Linked DNA regions of Homo sapiens: regions 2, 3 and 4 are each linked to region 1. Evidence: chromatin contacts called from ENCODE Hi-C or POLR2A ChIA-PET data. All regions are on one chromosome and are shown on one strand. Each heading gives the region's core, a stretch centred on a gene start or an enhancer-like site at or near the end of the contact. The rest is flanking DNA. Distances are from core to core; before and after follow the strand shown.

Evidence for each region. Hi-C counts contacts between places; a loop is a spot of excess contacts on that map. ChIA-PET counts read pairs that join two places held with the same protein, here RNA polymerase II (POLR2A). Pooled maps may share reads with other maps.
Region 2: a map with no recorded cell type shows a loop between it and region 1 (6-fold over the local background). The contact joins two enhancer-like sites. A Hi-C loop is called at or near these places in 1 of 37 single-sample maps with no recorded cell type and 1 of 50 pooled maps. POLR2A ChIA-PET finds 5 or more read pairs at or near these places in 1 of 52 experiments (GM10248).
Region 3: a loop to region 1 is called in a pooled map, with 7 times the contacts of the local background. The contact joins two enhancer-like sites. A Hi-C loop is called at or near these places in 15 of 37 single-sample maps with no recorded cell type and 13 of 50 pooled maps. POLR2A ChIA-PET finds 5 or more read pairs at or near these places in 1 of 52 experiments (activated B cell).
Region 4: a loop to region 1 is called in a pooled map, with 4 times the contacts of the local background. The contact joins two enhancer-like sites. A Hi-C loop is called at or near these places in 8 of 50 pooled maps. POLR2A ChIA-PET finds 5 or more read pairs at or near these places in 6 of 52 experiments (BJ, Caco-2, H1 and 3 more).

The regions. Positions count from the first base shown.
Region 1 is chr12:31,746,517-31,751,792 of GRCh38, reverse strand. LOC105369724 (a long non-coding RNA gene) reads left to right here. Exons shown (of 4, transcript XR_931501.3): 3 at 440-545; 4 at 2,355-2,660. Among named protein-coding and RNA genes, the nearest start is that of AMN1-AS1, 20 kb to the right of the region's middle. RefSeq lists enhancers at 1,817-2,401, 2,264-2,558, 2,410-2,589, 2,610-2,679, 2,402-2,987 and 1 more. Within about 2 kb of position 2,437, at least 27 of the 41 ENCODE cell types and tissues checked have a DNase peak (open chromatin) inside an H3K27ac peak, as active enhancers do.
Region 2 is chr12:31,295,903-31,301,178 of GRCh38, reverse strand. SINHCAF (SIN3-HDAC complex associated factor) reads left to right here. Exons shown (of 6, transcript NM_001135812.2): 2 at 2,955-3,102. The coding sequence starts at 2,975. Among named protein-coding and RNA genes, the nearest start is that of FLJ13224, 26 kb to the left of the region's middle. Within about 2 kb of position 2,543, at least 2 of the 41 ENCODE cell types and tissues checked have a DNase peak (open chromatin) inside an H3K27ac peak, as active enhancers do.
Region 3 is chr12:32,131,384-32,136,659 of GRCh38, reverse strand. The region is part of intron 1 of BICD1 (BICD cargo adaptor 1); the gene reads right to left. Among named protein-coding and RNA genes, the nearest start is that of BICD1-AS1, 27 kb to the right of the region's middle. RefSeq lists enhancers at 2,141-2,200, 2,211-2,370, 4,152-4,653. Within about 2 kb of position 2,084, at least 4 of the 41 ENCODE cell types and tissues checked have a DNase peak (open chromatin) inside an H3K27ac peak, as active enhancers do.
Region 4 is chr12:32,023,286-32,028,561 of GRCh38, reverse strand. No RefSeq gene overlaps it. Among named protein-coding and RNA genes, the nearest start is that of RESF1, 67 kb to the right of the region's middle. RefSeq lists enhancers at 3,273-3,567, 4,834-5,276. Within about 2 kb of position 2,546, at least 2 of the 41 ENCODE cell types and tissues checked have a DNase peak (open chromatin) inside an H3K27ac peak, as active enhancers do.

The DNA of each region.
Region 1 (5,276 bases), core at 1,188-3,687:
GTTTCATCATGTTGGCCAGGCTTGTCTTGAATTCCAGACCGCAAATGATCCACCCTTCGGCCTCCCAAAGTGGTGGGATTACAGGCATGTGCCATCATGCCTGGCTAATTTTTGTATTTTTGTAGTGACGGGGTTTTGCCATGTTGACTGGGCTGGTCTCAAACTCCTGATCTCAAAGGATCCACACGCCTTAGCCTCACAAAGTGCTGGGATTACAGATGTGAGTCACCCCATTATATTTTTAATTCCTGGTTCTTTTTGGATTGTTTCCAAAATGTTTCTGTTCATTCCTGTTTCTAGTTGAAGGCTCACTTTTTAAATTATATACTTCTTTAAACACTTCATACACAGCTGTTTTATGTCGTATATATGTAATTATAATTCTAATACTAGAAATATTTGAGAAATCTAAATCAGTTGTTTCTGCTGACTCTCACAGTGATTGCCTTCTTGTGTGTTTGGTAATCCAGTTTGTGAGTTGATGGCTTCATCATAATCTGTGGGAGTCCTCTGTACCAAACTTGGAAAGTTCTCCTCCAGACAAGGTCGGTTTTCATTCCTGTCTGTAATGTTGAGGCTTAGAAACCAATTCCCCAAAATATGGCATGTTTACATCCTGAACTAAGAAGACTCAAGGTCTCTCTGATCTACCCACCCCTCACCAGCTCTTCCAAAGAGGCTCAAGTTCCTTTACCTGCCTAAGCTCCAGACCCACCAAGGAGAACAATAGTTTTCTTCCCTTCCCTGGGAAACCTGCCCAATTGTCCTGTAGAGGTGATGTTTATGGTTCTTTTTAATAAACATAGAAATTTATCCTCCTGGTCTTAAAACTTGAGAAAATTACATCTGTCTTATCTGAGTTGCTTTCTCAGAAAAGAAACCATCAGTCCTCCCAGACAGTATCAAGGAGCTGAAACTTACCAGATCATCACATCTGGACAAAGGGAGCCAGACGCCTCACCAATCATGACTGCCTGCTTCCTGTTGACCCCTTTCTCTTCCTTACCCCTCCCTAAAATTCCCGTTTTTCCACACATAGTTACATTTCTTCCCTGCTATACAAATCCCAAATTTTAGACAGTCAGGGAGTTGGATTTGGGACTGATCTCCCATCTCCTCTGCTGCAGCACTGGATTACAGCCTTCTTCCCTGGCAATACTCATTGTCTTAATGATTGGCTTTCTGTGAGGGGAGCAACAGGACCTAGACTGAATCTTGGGTGTTTTGGTAACATCTGTAAGACCGAAAATGTAACCACACCTAAACAGACCCTTTTTCAAGATAATGACTGACTCTCTCCAAGGATCATTTAAATTCCAAAGAGAACTACCTACAAGTTAATTTCTGTTCCCTGATCCAGTCATTCTCCCTAGCAATCATTTATTACCCCTCATCTAATCTAATCCCAAACCCTAAATCTAATAAAATACTTCTAAAATCTGCACCCCTAATGCCCTCCCACACTCAACCATTCCACTTACTTTGTAATTTAGAGAGGCCTAAATTTTGTTAAAATAGAGGCACAGCTAATAGATGTTTGTTACACTTACTTTCTTTCCCTTTGACATTTTCATCTACCAGGCATGATTACGTAACATAGTCCTTTTTTTTTTTTTTGTGATGAAGTCTTGCTCTGTCGCCCAGGCTGGAGTACGGTGGTGCGATCTCAGCTCACTACAGCCTCTGCCTCCCGGGTTCAAGCAATTCTCCTGCCTCAGCCTCCCGAGTAGCTGGGATTGCAGGCGTGTGCCACCACGCCCGGCTAATTTTTTGTATTTTTAGTAGAGGCGGGGTTTCACCATGTTGGCCAGGCTGGTCTCGAACTCCTGACCTCAGGTGATCTGCCAGCCTCTGCCTCCCAAAGTGCTGGGATTATAGGCATTGAGCCACTGCCTGGCCAACACGGTGAAACCCCGCCTCTACTAAAAATACAAAAAATTAGCCAGGCGTGGTGGCACATGCCTGTGATCCCAGCTACTCGGGAGGCTGAAGCAGGAGAATCGCTTGAACCCAGGAGGCGGAGGTTGCAGTGAGCCCAGGTTGTGCCACTGCACTCCAGCCTCGGCGACAGACCAAGACTCTGTCTCAAAAAAAAAAAAAAAAAGAAAAAGAAACAATGATCTTTAAGTCATGCAGACTGCCTTTGTATTTTCCAGAAGTTGGATCAACTGAGGAGTGCAAGCAGTTTCAATCACCAGGGAGCTCACCTCTTAAGCTGTAGGCGTAGTTGAATGATAGCCCATCATTGTTCTCTTGTTTGCTTTTCTATAATTGCTTATTGCTCAGGAGTTATGTAACAGGCAGTCACAAGCGCTATTGTGAAACCTGAGACTGATCTCTGAGATATTTTTCAGACTTTGCCTTCAGGTGAATCAACTGACACCAGCTTGAACAGTGACCGTGACTGCAACAAAGGAACTGACTCAACCGGTCCTCTGACCACTCCCCTGCAGGAAATGACTCAGCACATGAAGACAGTTTCAACACTCCTATGATTTCATCCCCCAACCAATCCACAACATCTGTTTCCTAATGCCCTACCTGCCAAATCATCCTTAAAAACCTTAGCCTCTGAATTCTTGGTGAGGTGGATCTGGGAAATGTATCCCGTCCTCCTCACTCTATTGCCTTGCAATAATCAAACTCTTTCTCTGCTGCAACTCCTGCTGGCTCAGTGTTTTGGTTTTATCTGTGCAGTGGGCAAGAACCAGTCAGGTGGTAACAGTTCTGATTGTTACTTTTGGGTGATTTCCCCTACAAAGAGGAAAAATACTAATTTTGAACCACCATATTCAATTCTTAAGGCTTCCTATATTCTTAGTGATAATGTCATTTTTGAAGATAACATATTTCAAAGTACAGTAGCTTTGAAGTATATTTGTATTTTGAAGATACATGTACTTGAAAAATTGAGTTTGGCAATGTGTTTCCACTAACATTAATTTAACAGGTAAGGCCGGGCGCAGTGGTTCACGCCTGTAATCCCAGCACTTTGGGAGGCCAAGGTGGGCAGATCACGAGGTCTAGGAGTTCGAGACCAGCCTGGCCAATATGGTGACACCCTGTCTCTACTAAAAATACAAAAATTAGCTGGGCGTGGTGGCTCGCACCTGTAGTCCCAGCTACTCGGGAGGCTGAGGCAGAAGAATCGCTTGAGCCTGGGAGGCGGAGGTTGCAGTGAGCCGAGATGGTGCCACTGCACGCCAGCCTGGGTGACAGAGCGAGACTCCGTCTCAAAAAAAAAAAAAATTTACCAGGTAAAAGTCATCTTGGTTTAAAATATTTTCACAACACTTTAATTTTTCATGTGGTTACCAGTGTGGCCTTATATCGCCAATGTTTAAAAAAATGTTATGGACTCCTGCCTCAGCCTCCCAAGTGGCTGGGACTACAGGCGCCGGCCACCATGCCTGGCTAATTTTTTGTATTTTAAGTAGAGACGGGGTTTCAGTGTGTTAGCCAGGATGGTCTCTATCTCCTGACCTCGTGATCTGCCCACCTCAGCCTCCCAAAGTGCTGGGATTACAGGGGTGAGCCACCGTGCCTGGCCAGAGGATAGTAGAAAATGAGAAGATTAATGCAGAAAAGTCATCAAAGCAGAAGGTAGATCTCCAGTCTTTGCCAACTCGTGCCTACCTGGATCAGACAGTTGTGCCTATCTTATTACAGGGACTTGCTGTGCTTGCAAAGGAAAGATGAGGAAACAGACTTGGAGAGGTTAAGTGACATGCTCAAGACAACACTGCTGGGTCTTGCTACGTACGTTGACCAGGTTGGAATGCAGTGGCGTGATCATGGCTCACTGTAGCCTCGACCTCATGGGCTCAAGTGATCCTCCCGCCTCTGCCTACCAAGTAGCTAGGACCACAGGCGAAGCCACCATGCCCGGATAATTAAAAAATAAAAAATTTATAGAAAAAAATGTTATCGAGGACTTTGAAAGTATTTCACTAAACCAAAACATAGTGATGAAAATAGTAATGTGAATATTAAAGTAGAGAATGTCACAAATATAAAAAATTAACAAGAGCCCCATTTTCACTGAGGAAATAGGTGAATATGATAATTTTATAGAAACAAGTAAAGAAAAATGTGAATAGAAGTATGAAAGTGGATATCTGAAAATGAGCAATCCAGCTACTCTTTTTTTTACACCATGTTTATCTTTTAAGTAAGTCTGTCAAGTTTTGACATGAAGTTAATGATGCTTTCATTTTGATTTTTTTTTTCTTTTCTTTTTTTTGAGATGGAGTCTCGCTCTATTGCCCAGGCTGGAGTGCAGTGGCGCGATCTTGGCTCACTGCAACCTCCACCTCCCAGGTTCACGCCATTCTCCTGCCTCAGAGTAGCTGGGATTACAGGCGCCCGCTGCCAGGCCCGGCTAATTTTTTGTATTTTTAGTAGAGACAGGGTTTCACCATGTTAGCCAGGATGGTCTCGATCTCCTGACCTTGTGATCCACCCACCTCGTTCTCTCAAAGTGCTGGGATTACAGGCGTGAGCCACCGCGCCCGACCTTCATTTTGATTTCTAACAAAACACTGAGCACTGGTAAACCAATTAAATTTTTCATTTCTAAAACAAAACAGCATAGTAAAAAATTAAATAATTCTTTTGCTAAAGTCAGAAAGAGGCCAAAACTAGATATCCATTCAGATTTGCACTTCTTATATCCTAAAACAGACAGTTCTTACTGCTGTCAAAAGGTTTGTAAAAACCTAATGTGAAATTATTCAAAATATGCTCAGAGAGAAAGCAAAACACACTGCTACTGGAAAATTACATTGTCAAGTGACTCATCTGACATTGTGTAACATTAGTAGCATTCATTATGAAAGAGGAATTACGGTCTTGTGTGCATGCTAGCAAATATCCTGTTCAGAATTGGATAAAGCCACCGACACTTGCCATCTGCCACAAAACATCCCCTATCAAGCTTGCCAACCATCTTTATCTTGCCAAATCTAATGATTTGTTCTCTATCCAAATCACAGTTAATTTCTCAGTAGTAGCTGACCATTATTTTCTTTTTGAAACACTTTCTTCTTGAAGTTTTCCTGAAGCCACACTGTTTCCCCTCTTTATCACTGGCTGCTTCTTCTCAATCTCCTTGCTAGTACCTGCCTCTTTTTTCTCCTCATCTTCTAAATATTAGGACTCTCTAGAGCTGGGTCCTTGATGCTCTTCTGTTTTTTGTGTACATTCTTTCCCTATTTAATCTCAGTCAGTCCCATAGCTTTATGACAAGCATGTTACGGATTCCCAAATGAATACCT
Region 2 (5,276 bases), core at 1,294-3,793, 450 kb after region 1:
AAAGAAAGCCTCAATATTCACCTATAACCCTAACATCCTTAACAGCTTAGCAGTGTGGTAACTGGCACAAACTATGGCGTCTTGGTCAAATCCAACCTCAGTGAAGGTAGTTCACATCCTAGAGATGAGCTGAATGCTGATAGCTTTGAGGACTTGTTTATTTGGGGGAAGGGAAAGAGATGGTGAGGGTAGAGATAGGAATCTGTCTGTCGTAATAGGATTTGGTCTGTGTATTAATGGAATGAACTGGCCTTTTTTGCTCTGCTTCTTTTGTCCTTGCTGAGAAGGGAGGCTGAAGTTTCCAAGAGTTATGGATGAAGTTGGAGAGTATTAGAGGAACTGTTCTCTGACCTTCTTGATGGTAATGCAAGCTGTTGGGCGAGTTTGGAGAAGAGCGCAGGGTGGTGTGAGGACGAGGGCCGTATTAACATTTTGCCTTAAAACAGGAATACACAAATTAAAGCAATAACTGCTACTCTGCTTTCTTGTTTCTGCAATCTTCTGTCATTTGACATTGTTTTTTCCAAAGCAACATGCGACCATTTTCTTCAGGATTTTCTTTTCAGTTATCATATGGGTTTGTTGTTGGATTGAGAAAAAAAAATCTGCCTCATTTGAGCAGGCCTCTCTAGATCTTTTCTTATGACTGTGTAGAGGGTACTTCCTCATTTTTCTTCCTCTCAAAGACATCAAATTCCCAAGCATTTAACTAAAATTATTATCAACTAAAAATGTTTTTTTTAAAACAGTTCTTAGAGGTAACTGTTTAGACTTAATTATTGAAATGCATGAAGGCCTTCTGCCTTGCCCCCATCCCACTCTTTTGCCTGCCTCTCTCACCAACAAAAACATGGCAGAGGAACAGTTTATTAACAATAGCCTGTTTGAAAGGGAAGCTTCAGTTTTTAGCTAATTATTTGCTAATAAAAGTTTTAAAAAAATTTTCTTTTAAAAGTTGTAAAACCTCTGTCTATATTTCAAAACCCCTCAATACCAAAAAAATACACATAAAAAGCCTGGATATTTGGTTCTGAATCATTTTCATTAATACTTGCTATATTATACTAACCAGAATTGGAATGGAATGGGATCAGACGAGATAATCCAAAGACAAATACAGCCATATGTCACACAAGGACGTTTCGGTCAACCACAGACTGCATATATGATGGTGGTCCCAAAAGATTATGATACCATATTTTTTTGTACCTTTTCTATATTTAGATGCACAGATTCTTACCATTGTATTACAGTTGCCCACGGCATTCAGTACCGTCACACGCTGTATAAGTTTGTTGCCTTGGAACAGTAGGCTATCCCATATAGCCTAGGGGTGTTGTAGGCTATTGCCATCTTGGTTTATGTGAGGACACTGATGTCTGCACAAGGATGCCCAATGATGCATTTCTCAGAATGTGTCCCCATTGTTAAGCAACACATGACTGTACTGAAGCTTTAGGTTTACTCATCTAAGTTTATTTCTAAAACAACTTTAAAAAGATAGTGTTCTGTGGTAATAACTCCTAAAACTATGGACACGAAAGTGATATTAATAATTTTCTTGGCCGGGCACGGTGGCTCACGCCTGTAATCCCAGCACTTTGGGAGGCCGAGACGGGTGGATCACAAGGTCAGGAGATCGAGACCATCCTGGCTAACATGCTGAAACCCTGTCTCTACTAAAAATACAAAAAGTTAGCCGGGTGTGGTGGCGGGCACCTGTAGTCCCAGCTACTAGGGAGGCTGAGGCAGGAGAATCACTTGAACCTGGGAGGCAGAGCTTGCAGTGAGCCTAGATCGCGCCACCGCACTCCAGCCTGGGTGAAAGAGTGAGACTCTGTCTCCAAAAAAAAAAAAATTTTTTTCTTTTATTGTTGCTTTATGTGATAATTTTGTGATAATTTATAGTTAGACCCTCATACATACACACATCCTCTGACTTGTCCATTGGAGTTTAGTTTCTATATTCATTGCCTTTTCATCACCTCTCTTAGTCCGGTTGTTTTGGTGAGCTGGCCCTTGATTTGGATATTCCAAATTACTTTTCCTAAGGTACAGATTTACTGCCAGCTACATATTTGCATCCAGCCCCAGAGCTGTTTTCATTCCTTCCTTGACGTTGAGATTTTTTTTTTTTTTAACAGGAGGACTGCAATTTATTTCACTCTACGTCTCTGGGACATTTGCCTCCCACTGTTACTACTCTCAGGCACAAAGCCTTGTAGAAGAGGTCCACAAACCTCTAACAACTAAGGGGCAGATCAGCGGTCAGACAACATGAGCTCGTTCTTTTTTTGTCTTAATGATAATAAGGAATTATTATTATTAAATTCTAACCTTGGATTTTTGTGAATTTTACATCTTCCCTTCAGCAGTTTCAATTCAGGGGCAAACTTGACTGCTTAGAACTTCCCATTTATCACAGAAGAAATCCCCTCTGAATTCCCATTAGGCAAAGTAGTATGGGCTGATGCATAGTGAGCTAGTTGTGTGCTTAGTATCAAATAGTATTCATGGTAAATGCTCAAAACTTCCCCAGAGGGGAATCACGTTAATGCAAATGTGCAAAATAAAAAGGTGTGTCTTAAATTTAAGGATGCATCCTTAATTGTGTACAGCTTCATTATTTTACAGGATTGTTTGTGGCATTTCTTACTTCAAAACCTGATTTTAAAAAATGCTTCTCTTCCCCATTTTTAGATTGCATGTTTGTTAGGCGAGTTAGGAGGTAGTAGAGTCCTCCTTAAATAACTAGGCTTTTCTTTGTGTTTTATACGCTTGCCTTGATAGTGCCAAGAATGGAGGTCGATCCAGGAGGTCTTCCCTTGAGCTGCCTGCCTGTCTTGGTCATATAACACCAAGTTGCTTGGGGGTGGGGTGGAGCAGAGAGAACTCTTTAATGGTTCCTTGTTACAGCCCTCAACAAAGATATGTCAATTCCCTTGGCTTTACAGACTATTGCCCAGAAGAAAAGATGTTTGGTTTTCACAAGCCAAAGATGTACCGAAGTATAGAGGGCTGCTGTATTTGCAGAGCTAAGTCCTCCAGTTCTCGATTCACTGACAGTAAACGCTATGAAAAGGACTTCCAGAGCTGTTTTGGGTAAGATCACCTGATGTTTGTACTATTCTTAGAGTGAAAAAATACCACAGCATACAGAAATATTTGTAAGCAAGGTGATTGGAACAATGTGCTAATAATAAAAATCACTTATTCTAATTTAGGCTGTGTAAGTCTCCTGCTTTTTAAATGAATCAAACAATGCTGACAGCCTACTTTTTTCCAGATTATGAGGAGCTACCACATTAATCGTGAAGCCCCTTAAAGTTGTAGCTAGACAAACCCTTTTGTTGTTGACTTCCTTTTGTGGTTAATTTTTAAAAAGGCTTTTAAAAAAATTACCCTTGACTGGGTGCAGTGGCTCACACCAGTAATCTGAGAGCATTTTGGGAGGCCGAGGCGGGCGGATCACGAGGTCAAGAGATCGAGACCATCCTGGCCAACATGGTGAAACCCCATCTCTACTAAAAATACAAAAATAAGCTGGGCGTGGTGGTGCACACTTGTAGTCCCAGTTACTCCAGAGGCTGAGGCAGGAGAATCACTTGAACCCAGGAGGCGGAGGTTGTAGTGAGCCGAGATCACGCCACTGCACTCCAGCCTGGCGACAGAATGAGACTCTGTCTCAAAAAAAAAAAAAAAAAAAAAAAATTACGCTTGACCGGGTGCAGTGGCTCACGCTAGTAATCCCAGCACTTTGGGAGGCTGAGGCAGGTGGGTCACTTGAGCCCAGGAGCTTGAAACCAGCCTGGGCAACATGGGGAAACCCATCTCTACAAAAAATACAAACAAAAAACTCACCAGACGTGGCGGTACATGCCTGTAGTCCTAGCTACGTCGGAGGCTGAAGTGAGAGGATCACCTGAGCCTGGGAGGTTGAGGAAATGAAGATACTAAAATAAAAATAAAATTTAAAAAGGCATGCATGGTTGGCACAGACCTTTTTGACACCTTCAGAATAGTTAAAAAGTCCAGGATTAACAATAAATGATCAACAAATGTTTTGATAAGAAAAAGTGGTGAAAGTAATTTCTAACATGGGAAATCATTCTTTTTTTCTTTTCTTTTTTAAAGAGACAATGTCTTCCTATGTTGCCTAGGCTGGAGTGCAGTAGCTATTCACAGGTGTGATCATTGTGCACCACAGCCTTGAACTTTTGGGCTCAAGTGATCCTCCCGTCTGAGCCTCTCGAGTAGCTGGGACTACAGGTGTGCACCACCTTACTCAGCAATATAATCGTTTGTTTGTTTGTTGGTTTGTTTGAGACAGAGTCTCACTCTGTCACCCAGGCAGAACTGCAGTGTCACTGTCATGGCTCACTGCAGCCTTGACCTCACTGGCCTCAGGTGAGCCTCCCACCTCTCTCTCCTGAGTAGCTGGGACTACAGGCATGTACTACCATGCCCTGCTAATTTTTCTATTTTTTTGTAGATACAGGATTTTGCCATGTTGCCCAGGCTGGTCTCGAACTCCCGGCTGCCTCAGCCTCCTAAAGTGCTGGGATTACAGGCATAAGCCACCTCATCTGGCCATTTTCATTTTTTAAAACTACAGTGCCTCTCTGGTTTTGTTTGCTGCGAAACTGGAATATTATGGCACATTATTTTACTTGCCAAAGGTTAGCATTTTGATACTTATGAAATATCTACACAGGCCGGGTGTGGTGGCTCACACCTGTAATCCTAGCACTTTGGGAGGCCAAGGCGGACAGATCAGTTGAGCCCAGGGGTTGGAGACCAGCCTGGGCAACATGGCAAAACCCTGTCTCTACAAAAAATACAAAAATTAGCCAGGCGTGGTGGCACGTGCCTGTGGTCCCAGCTACTAGGGAGGCTGAGGTGGGAGGATCACTTGAACCTGGGAAGTTGAGGCTGCAGTGAGCCATAATCCCACCACTGTACTCCAGCCTGCGTGACAGAGTGAGATCCTGTTCACCCCCACGCCCCCACCAAAAAAGAAATATATTTACACATTTCAAGAAAGATTAATTAAACAGCAATGTTTAAAACCGTGATAATCAGAATCTCTTTTAGGTCTTGAGTTTTACTCTTTAATTTTAAAAGCATTTTTTTAAATTAAATTAAAAAAAAAAATTTTAAAGTAGAGATGGGGTCTCCTTGTGTTGCCCAGGCTGGTCTCGAACTCCTGCACTCAAGTGATCTTCCCACCTTGGTCTTCCGATGTGCTGGGATTACAGGTGTGAGCCACCACACCA
Region 3 (5,276 bases), core at 835-3,334, 390 kb before region 1:
CTCTGCCCCTCAACCTGCCTTAGCTGCTGTCATTTTATCTACACTGGACAGGACCTGTCCATTTCCTGTCTTCCTTCCAATTATGTTTGTCCATGTCTGGACCTGGCTGGTTGTTCCCTGCAGCCCCTTGCTGGTTACCTTACTCTGACAGTGATGCAGCCAGAGGCACTAAAGGGTTAGCCCAAGGGCCCCAGCCCTGCATTTGGCCCATGAAGGGGCTTACGATCCTCGTTTTCTGGGTTTGGGTGATGTTAGAGGAAAGTGCCCCAGCCCAGCACCATTCCTTTTTGCTTCTGGTTTGGAGCTCTAGACCACAGCCTTAGTTCTGGTCAGTTGTTAAGTAATTATTTAACAGTGTGACGTTCAGACCTGCATGACATCTATACAGTGTCCAGTAAAGAAAGAGAAAGCCATGGTCCCTACCTTCAAAAAAGAAAAAATGCCACGTAGGTGCTTGGTGATACAAAGTTGAGTAAGACACACATAATCTGGTGGAGGAAACAGACCTGAAAATCAATAATCACAGAACAGTGGAACATTATAGTTGCCTCAGTCTTTACAGGGGAACACAGAGGAGCACCAGCTAAAGAATGTGTACTTTGGACAAAGTTATATGCCAGGTACTCCTATATATATGATCTAATACAAAAATAAACATCAGTCCTATACTGTTAGATGAAGAAATAGGTTCCAAGATTTAAGAGGCAGAACTGAGAATGCAAGTCCTGCGCTATCATCCTCCACACGCCTCTCCTTTGTCCCTCTCCACCTTCCTTCCCCCTTTATTTTCCTTTCCTAGAAGGGAAGGAGGGTGTCAGCATCTCAATCAAAAGTCAAAACTCACATGTCAACAGGTAAGTGACAGATGATGTAAATGAGGGAAGAACAGAGATAGTGAGATAACTCAGATGAGATGGAATGGTGGGGACTCTGGTGAATTAGAGATTCACGCTCTTTCTAAAAGAAAGGTGAAGGTTCATGCCTGTAATTCCAGCACTTTGGGATGTAAAGGCAGAAGATCGCTTGAGGCAAGGAATTTGAGACCAGGCCAGCCAATATAGTGAAGTGTTGTCTCTACAATAAATTTAAAAATTAGCCAGGTGTGGTGATGCACACCTGTAGTCCCAGGTACTCAGGAGGCTGAGATGTAAGGATCACTTAAACCCAGCAGGTCTAGGCTGCAGTGAGCTGTGTTTGTCTCACTGCACTCCAGCCTAGGTGACAGCGCAAGAGACCCTGTCTCAAAAAAAAAAAAAAAAAAAAAAAAAAAAAAGCCACGCATGGTGGCTCATGCCTGTAATCCCGGCACTTTGGGAGGCCGAGGCAGGCGGATCACCTGAGGTCACAAGTTCAAGACCAGCCTGGCCAACATGGTGAAAGCCCATCTCTACTAAAAATATAAAATTAGCCAGGCATGGTGGCATGCACCTGTAATCCCAGCTACTCAGGAGGCTGAGGCAGGAGAATGGCTTGAACCTGGGAGATGGAGGTTGCAATGAACTGAGACCACACCACTGCACTCCAGCCTGGGTGACACAGTGAGACTCCGTCTCATAAAAAAAAAAAATAAAGGAGGGGAGCGGGGAAGGGGAGGGGAGGGGAATGGAGGGGAGGAGGGGGAGAGGAGAGGAGAGGAGGACTCATTCACCTCTAGCCCTCTGATGCCACACAGAAATGTGGGCCCAAGGCTCTGTGAAATCTTCCAGTTTTTTGAGACTGGCCTGAAATCCTGTTTATGTGATTCTGTTTCTTGAAAAAAGCAGCTCCCTAAATCAAAATGTTTATCAATCACCAAGCCTGACTGTGGCCACGGGATATCAGCTTGCAATATCTGCTGTAGACCAAAGGTGGCCAGGCTTGTCGGCATTGCTCCCGACACTATGGTGTTTCACTTAGAAAGTTTAACAACCACACAGTCATCGCAAAACAAACCACAGGACTGGTGCCACTACTGTTATCAAGACTTTATTCTAATTCTGAGGTATTAAGGAGAGAGGCACACAATGACAGAGTCGCGGTGCTGAAAACACCTGACTCACTTCCTTGACATCCCTACCAAGTAGCTTTTTGGCTCTGCTTAAGCATCATGATGAGCCAACAGGGAAGTCTCTCTCTCCTCAGATGGCCTGCTCACTTTCACTCTGCTCTTAGACATTAGAGAAGGTCTTTTTTTATATTAAGTTGACCTCTGTATCCCTGTATCTGCCACCCATTGGTCTCTGGACCACTTTACCTAGAACACAATATCCCAGGAGCAAGAAACCAACGTTATCATCACATTACAAACAGTGTTTCTGTTCATACAAAGATCATATCAGCTTTTTACTTGGACTAGCACACTTGCCTCCCTGGCCCTCGGGGACCATAGCATGATCTAGCAGTGCCAGTGAGTTAACAAAGGCTTACCAAGTTCCATGGTAGGGCACAGGGAGAGCTGTTATTTCCATCAGTCACATGTTTTACTTTAATTCTAGCTCAAGAATATATTTATGCCCCAGTCTCCATGTTCCTAATCTACAGTGCACAACTGCTTCCTATAAATAATTATTTTAACTTTGGTTTAAAAAGTACTGGCATCCAGCCAGGCACAGTGGCTCAGGCCTGTAATCCCAGCACTTTGGGAGGCCGAGGTGGGTGGATCACCAGGTCAGGAGATCAAGACCATCCTGGCCAACACAGTGAAACCCCGTCTCTACTAAAAATACAAAAAATTAGCCAGGCGTGGTGGCAGGCGCCTGTAGTCCCAGCTACTCAAGAGGCTGAGGCAGAAGAATGGCGTGAACCCGGGAGGCGGAGGTTGCAGTGATCAGAGATCGTACCACTGCACTCCAGCCTGGGGGACAGAGCAAGACTCCATCTCAAAAAAAAAAAAAAAGAACTGGCATCCATTTCAGAAACTGGATAAAGTTGGTTTCACAGAATGTTAAAAAGTATCCATGGCTAGTTTGTTTGACTTTATAGGAATAAAAATGACTTAACAGTTTAGCTTTATAACAGAAACTAAGAAATATGGCTCCACACTTAATATGCATCATGAAAGGTAGCCAACTTAGGTCCAGTAAATTACATCATAGAGCATTATAACTATAGAATGCTGCTTGTTTTTCTGGCAAAGTCATGAATCCCTTCCAAATGAGAAACATTTTGGCAGACTCATCTTTTTTTTTTTTCCCAGATGGAGTCTTGTTCTGTCGCCCAGGCTGGCTTGCAGTGGCACGATCTTGGCTCACTGCAACCTCTACCTCCCAGGTTCAAGTGATTCTTGTGCCTCAACCTCCCGAGTAGCTAGGATTACAGGTGTGCACCACCATACCCGGCTAATTTTTGCATTTTTAGTAGAGATGGGGTTTCACCATGTTGGTCAGGCTGGTCTCAAACTCCTGACCTCAGGTGATCCACCTGACTCAGCCTCCCAAAGTGCTGGGATTACAGGCATGAGCCACCCCGCCTGGCCAGGAGACTCATCTTAAAATTATTTTTCAGACAAAGTATCAATATTGGTATCCACAAGAATTTTCAAATTCAAATAAGCAAATATTTCGTCTCCTAAATTTAAGTGTGAAATATTATTTTATTCCTTTTTATATCTCCTTATCATATGATTTCTTTACATTCTTCCTAGCTCCTTATAAGAAACCTAGGAGCCATCCTGATTTCTCCACCTTCTTTTGCCTCCCATATTTAATTAATTAGCAAATCTTTCAACATATACCCTGAATCAGATCACTTCTTACCCTCAAGTAGATTCTCTCTCAGTCTAAGCCACCATCATCTCTTACCTGAACTACTGCAATAGCCTCCTAACTTGGCTCACTCTTCCACTGTCTGCAAGGAATAACCAGAGTGATCTTTTAAAAACATGTATGAAATCACATCACTCAGGCGGCTTAAAATAAAATCCAGACTTCTCACCAGGGCTCAGAGAACCTGCTTGCTGACTCCCTCTCCACTGCCCCTCTCACATTCCCCCTCCCCAACAACTGCCACACTGGAGTCTTTTGGGGTCCTGGTTGAAGGCAGTACTGCCCCCTTGGCGTTGGGGCGGGCAGTGGGTGTCTAGAATGTGTGACTGTTTTTGTAATGACAGTGACTAGGGATGCTAACCGTCCCGCATTGAGCCACACAGTCCCACAGTGCACAGCACAGTTCCGAGCCGCAAAGGCTTGCAGTACCCAAAATGCCATTTGCCATTTTCACAAAAACCCAGTTCATTCTCATCTCAAGATCTTTTTTTTTTTTTTTTTGAGACAGAGTCTCGCTCTGTCGCCTAGGCTGCAGTGCAGTGGCACAATCTCGGTTCACTGCAACCTCCGCCTCCCGGGTTCAAGCAATTCTCCTGCCTCAGCCTCCTGAGTAGCTGGGATTACAAGCGCCTGCCACCACACCCAGCTAATTTTTGTATTTTTAGTAGAGACAGGTTTTCACCATATTGGTCAAGCTGGTCTCGAACTCCTGACCTCATGATCTGCCCACCTTGGCCTCCCAAACAGCTGGGATTACAGGTGTGAGCCACAGTGCCCAGCCCCCATCTCAAGATCTTTACACTTACTGTTACTTTTGACCCAGGAACTGAAATATTTTCCCATCTTGCTCAAATATTTTCCCACCTTGCTCCTTCTGACCACTTGGGATTCAGCTCCAACATCATCTCCTCTGAAAGGCCATGCCTGGCCCTCATTTCTCAAATAGCCACCCCAGCCAGCACCCCCGCCAGTCTTGTTATTCCTCCACCTTGCTTTATTTAGTTTTTAGCACATATCACCCTGTAAAATTATGCATTTACTTGCTTAAGCTTTTGTTGCCTTTCTCCCCCACAAGTGTGTCAACCCGCTGAGGGCAGGAACTTTGTACCCTGGCACCTAACAATGGCTGGGGTATACCAAGCGTTTAGTCATCAGATATGCAGTGGATAAATGTCTCCATAATTTTTCTTATTTACGATCAGGAATTTTTTTAAATCTTCAATTTGGGAGTGCAGTGTCTCGTAGTTATCATTTCTAGTTATTTTTTCCTACACCAAGTTCCCCTTTTTGTGCAACAGAGTTGTTTTACATTCCACAATTTTTATTTTTGCAGAGGACAGAGAGGTGATGGTAAACTTAAAATATCCCAAATCACCATGCAACTGTTTCACAAAATGTGAAGGAGGGCTTTTTATGAACACAGTATTTTTGTAAGCCTCAGAGTAAATGTGTAAATTCTGGCTAACTGACCAGTAAAGCTATGGTAGGACCACTTCTGGGGGCAATAATCATCCGATGAGAGAGCAGCTCCCT
Region 4 (5,276 bases), core at 1,297-3,796, 280 kb before region 1:
ACAGGTTTTTGTTTGTTTGTTGGTTATATGTAAAAAATGTTTACTTAGAAATAGAATGCTTGTTCCTTGGTGCTACGAAGAAATAGCACTCGAACATAAATTTAATTCTCTTAGCATGGCAATCTTTACTTTTTGCAGAAAGTCAAGTATTCACCACAGATGGAATAATGGCAAGAGCACACCTGAACAATGGAGGGAAGTAATTTTTATCCTTTACGCAGTTTGTCCCTGCTACTGTGTCCTGTCTCCATTGGCTAAAGCCAGACCTCACAATCTAAACTAAAACCTGATTAGCTAACAGTTTAAAACTTTTCTAAATAGGCAAAGGCAATAGAAAGACAAAGGAAAAGAGGAAGTTACTTACGAAAGGACTTAGAAAGGTAATAACATTCTTAAATAAGGAAGGGGCATAGGCTGCGAGCCGGGACAGGCCTGTGCGCATGTCTAGCATACAGTTAGTCTTTAAAAGAAACTACTATTTCTAACACTTATGATTTATTCTTGAACAAGAAGGGAAACTTTGAAGAGGAACTTTTTACTTTCTACAATTTCCTTGTCTTGTTTTTATAGTTTTCTTCTTCAAACTTTTTTTTTTAAATATGTCTTGGCTTAGTTGTTTTGATTAGCTTTTAAATGTATGGTATAACATAACATGACATCTAATAAGGAGAAGTATACTTATTACAGTTGCTAGAGAAGTAAGGACTGAGGCCATGGTCTCTTTCTGTTGGCTGAACTATTTCTCGAGCTAATTTGAAATAGAGTTGTTAATGCTGGAATTTTTTGCTAACTTATTTAATAAGGCAGTAAGTCCTTGGAGGGTCCTTGTTATGCTCCCATTGGGAGCAGTGTTGTTTGGAATAAAGGTGCAACACTGAGTTTTGATTATAATATAAACACTACCTTTCTTTGTTAATATTATATTTAAAGTTATCTTATTTTCTCAGGCCATTTGACTTGTGGGTTTTAATTGTTCAGCTATTTCTTTAACAGCATCTTTGGTATAGTTAATAAATTGCTGCTGGTAGTAATAAATGCAGTTTATTTAATCTACATTTTTATTAATTGCTACTCACTAAAACAACATTGACTTAAACCTTGCAGCTATTTGATCTCTGGTTTTAAATTTATTTGGTACTCTGTGAGGACCTCTAATTGCATCTGAATAGACATGGGAATCAAAATAGCTGTAAGGGGCTGCTTCTTTTGAGGCTTCTTTTATTTGCTTATGTCGTAATTTCTCTTTTTCTGATTGATGAAATGCCAGGGTAAAAGGGATAGCTAATTGAACTAGAGCATAAGTGCTGCTCTAATTATTTGGTAGAGTGTCTAGTAAAGGTTTTTTACAGTATTACTATGCATCCGCTTGGGGATGAATAAGGGTGGACTGATGGGTTAGCTTTTGGAAGTGCCTGACCTCGCTGTATCATGTTAAGTCTTCAAAGTACGCTAAATTTTCCTTTTATCGTTGGAGACACGAGGTAAAATTGGTCTTGGAAGATGGAGGCTGAATGGCCCTCGGGGGGCTGACCCTCAGGGTACTGCACTTTAGGAAATAGTAGAGAGAGTTTGGCACACTTTACTATCTTAGGCTGCAGGATTTTGATACCGGCCGGGTGCAGTGGCTCACGCCTATATCCCAGCACTTTGGGAGGCCGAGACGGGCGGATCACGAGGTCAGGAGATGGAGATCGAGACCATCCTGGCTAACAGGGTAAAACCCCGTCTCTACTAAAAATACAAAAAAAAAAAAAAAAAAAAAGTTAGCCGGGCTTGGCAGCGTGCGCTTGTAGTCCCAGCTACTTGGGAGGCTGAGGCAGGAGAATGGCTTGAACCCGGGAGGTGGAGCTTGTAGTAAGCCGAGATTGCGCCACTGCACTCCAGCCTGGGCGACAGAGCGAGACTCCGTCTCAGATAAAAAAAAGAAAAAAAGACAAAAGAAGAAAAGGAGCTACCATGCAGTCCATGCCTTGTCGATTAGAGGACTATCTGAGTGGAAAGGGGATAACTTGGACTTCTAGCCTACTGTGTGCACAAGCATAACAATTGCTTTTATTTAGAGTGCGGACAGAATATTTAATGTATTTTAGCTAGTCATTTACATCTTGATATCTTGTTTTAATTGCTGTGGTTTGCTTTAGATTTTTTTACTTTTACTACAAAGACTTTGGTTTTGTCATTTGGTATGAGAGGAGTGATAACTGAACAGGCATTAAAAGTAATAATTTGAGGTGAGTTAGATTTAGTTACATTAATAAGATGGGGAGTAGTTAAAGGAAAGAAAAGATAGATAAAGTTTTCTTAGCTTTAACTTGGTAGGGCTTGACCCTGGAACAATGACCTATAACTTTGATGGTGATGACGCTTTTTTGACTTGGGTATGATGTGTCTATCCTTTTCTGCTGTGCGAACGGCAGTCTCGGTGGTTAGCAGCACAAGGTAGGGTTCTTAGGCTGCCTCGAGTTTTTCTTCTTTCTATCTTTTGATGAGGATGTGGTTTCCAGGCAGGTGCTGGTGTACGGCTCCTCTGGTTTGTTTCCTTTCTTGGCTCATGCATGAGGTCGCCTGGTCCACATCATATGTGAGGATCATTTACTCCAGATTGCTGGCCAGTTTCTTCTGCCTTGTTGAGAGTCCGGGTCTATTCATCACACCAGATGGGTCTCAATTTCTTACTACCCCTGAGGCCACCACAATGAGGCAGTGGGAGACCCCCTCATGAGAGGACTAGAGACCACCCCAGAGGAAAATGTATCCCTGTACGGACCACCATTTCTTATATGTAAAAATGTTTATTTAGAAATAGAATGCTTGTTCCCCAGTGCTACAAAGAAATAACATTCAAACATAAATTTAATTCTCTTAGCAAGGCAAACTTTACTTTATGCAGAAAGGGGCTCATAGCAGATGGAATAATGGCGAGAGCACCAGTAGAGACAGGTTTTCACCATGTTAGCCAGGCTGGTCTTGAACTCCTGAGCTCAAGTGATCACCTGCCTCAGGCTCCCAAAGTGCTGGGATGGAAAAGGAGAGTGCCTTGGATTGGCCCTGGCGAAGCAGGGACCATCCCTTTATCTGCACAGGGCGCCAGTTCACCTCAGTCTTTAATTTGCCACAGACCAAATCCTTCATCTAGATAAGAACCTCAAATGAGGTACTTAAAGCCCAGAAAGCTTTGTAACTGCACCCTTGAGCTGCTTGCTCAGGCCCACTCCCACCCTGTGAAGTGCTTTCTCGCTTTAATGAATTCCTGCTCTCGTTGCTTCATTCCTGCATTTCATTTCTCTGCTACTTCGTACGTTTTGTTCAATTCTTTGTTCAAAATGCCAAGGACCTGGACAACTCGTAGTCAAGACCCTCTACCAGTAACACTTGTTGCTCCTATTCCTCCTGGTGCTATTTATTGCTACTGCACATGTACCCTGTGCCCAAGGGTAGAACGACTTTCCAGCTTCTGAAGCACAGAGGCTTGGGGAGGACAGATTGTCATGTGACTCAGGACTTCACTGAACCTTGTTCATACAGTTGACCACATTCCTTTGTTTGGATCACTAAGGGAGAGTCATTATCATTACAAGGCAAGATCCTGGGCAAAGCACATTTTAGACCCCAAAATATTTTGTCCTCTTTGCAAGGCATTTCATCTATTATTTCCTTTTTAATCCAGGATGGGCAAAAAAAGAAGTTGTAATGTTTGTATTCCATATTTGTCGTTACAAAAGAAAGATATTTTCATATTCCAAAATTGTAAAAGTAAACAAAACACAGTAACAACAACGAAAACTATAATCAGAAGGAAGGGCACCAGGTTCAGACAGTGGTGGCTTTGAAAGAAGAAGTAAGTGAGATTGAAATTGAGAGAATTAAAAAAAAGATTTTAAGTTTTTTTTTTTTTTTGAGACAGGGTCTCACTCTGTCACACAGGCTGGAGTGCAGTGATGCAATCTCAGCTCATTGCAACCTCTGCCTCCCTGGCTCAACTGATCCTCCCACCTCAGCCTCCTGAGTAGCTGGGACTACAGGCGGGTACCACTACGCCCAGCTAATTTTTATATTTTTTTGTGGAGATGGGGTTTAGACATGTTGCCCAGGCTGGTCTTGAACTCTTGAACTCAAGCGATCTGTTCATCTTGCCCCCGCCCCAAAGTGCTGAGATCGCATACTGCACTCCAGCCTGGGCAACAGAGCAAGGCTCCATCTCAAAAAAAAAAAAGATAAAAAGCTACACACCGCTGGGCGTGGTGGCTCAAGCCAGTAATTCCAGCACTTTGGAAAGCCAAGGCGAGTAGATCATGAGGTCAAGAGATCGAGACCATCCTGGCCAACATGGTGAAACCCTGTCTCCACTAAAAATATAAAAATTAGCTGGGCGTGGTGGTGCGTGACTGTAATCCCAGTTATTCAGGAGGCTGAGGCAGGAGAATCGCTTGAACCTGGTATGCGGAGATTGCAGTGAGCCGAGATGGCGCCACTGCACTTCAGCCTGGCGAATAAGCAAGACTCCGTCTCAAAAAAAAGCTACATACCTCCCTCACAATTTGCCCAGAAGGAAATTCCTTGTGGACAAGGGACAGACAGAACTCAGTCATCCCTCTGAGGAGGCTCACCTGAGACAAATGCATATCTGATTGCTTCCCCTGCCCTATTGTTTATGTAAAAATGCAGATTCACTGAGCCAGCCTAAATTGTGTATTCAGTGGAAAGATGATCAAGGATTTAAAAGAATGCAACCTTTTGTCTCTTACCTATGTGGGACCTGGAAGCCCTTGCCTCAAGTTATCCCGCGTTACCAGAACGAACCAATGCACATCTTACACATATTGATTAATGTCTCATGTCTCCCTAAAATGTATACAAGCAAGTTGCACACCGACCACCTTGGGCACATGTCGTTAGGACCTCCTGAAGCTGTGTCACAGGCACATCCTTAACCTTGGCAAAATAAACTAAGCTGATTAAGACCTGTCTCAGATACCTTTTGGTTTACAATAGCAAAACCCCGTCTCTAAACAAACAAACAAAAGCAAAAAGAAAAAATTAGGGAAAAGACTATTCTTTCCCTTTTCTTAAAGCATTTTCTTTAGAGGATTTGTCATTGTAAATTCTCTCTGCCCCTGTGAGATGTATATAAATCTTTCTTTTCTTTTCTTTTCTTTTTTTTGAGATGGAGTCTTGCTCTGTTGCCCAGGCTGGAGTACAGTGGTGCTATCTCAGCTCACTGCAACTTCCGCCTCCGGGGTTCAAGTGATTCACTTGCCTCAGCCTCCCAGGTAGCT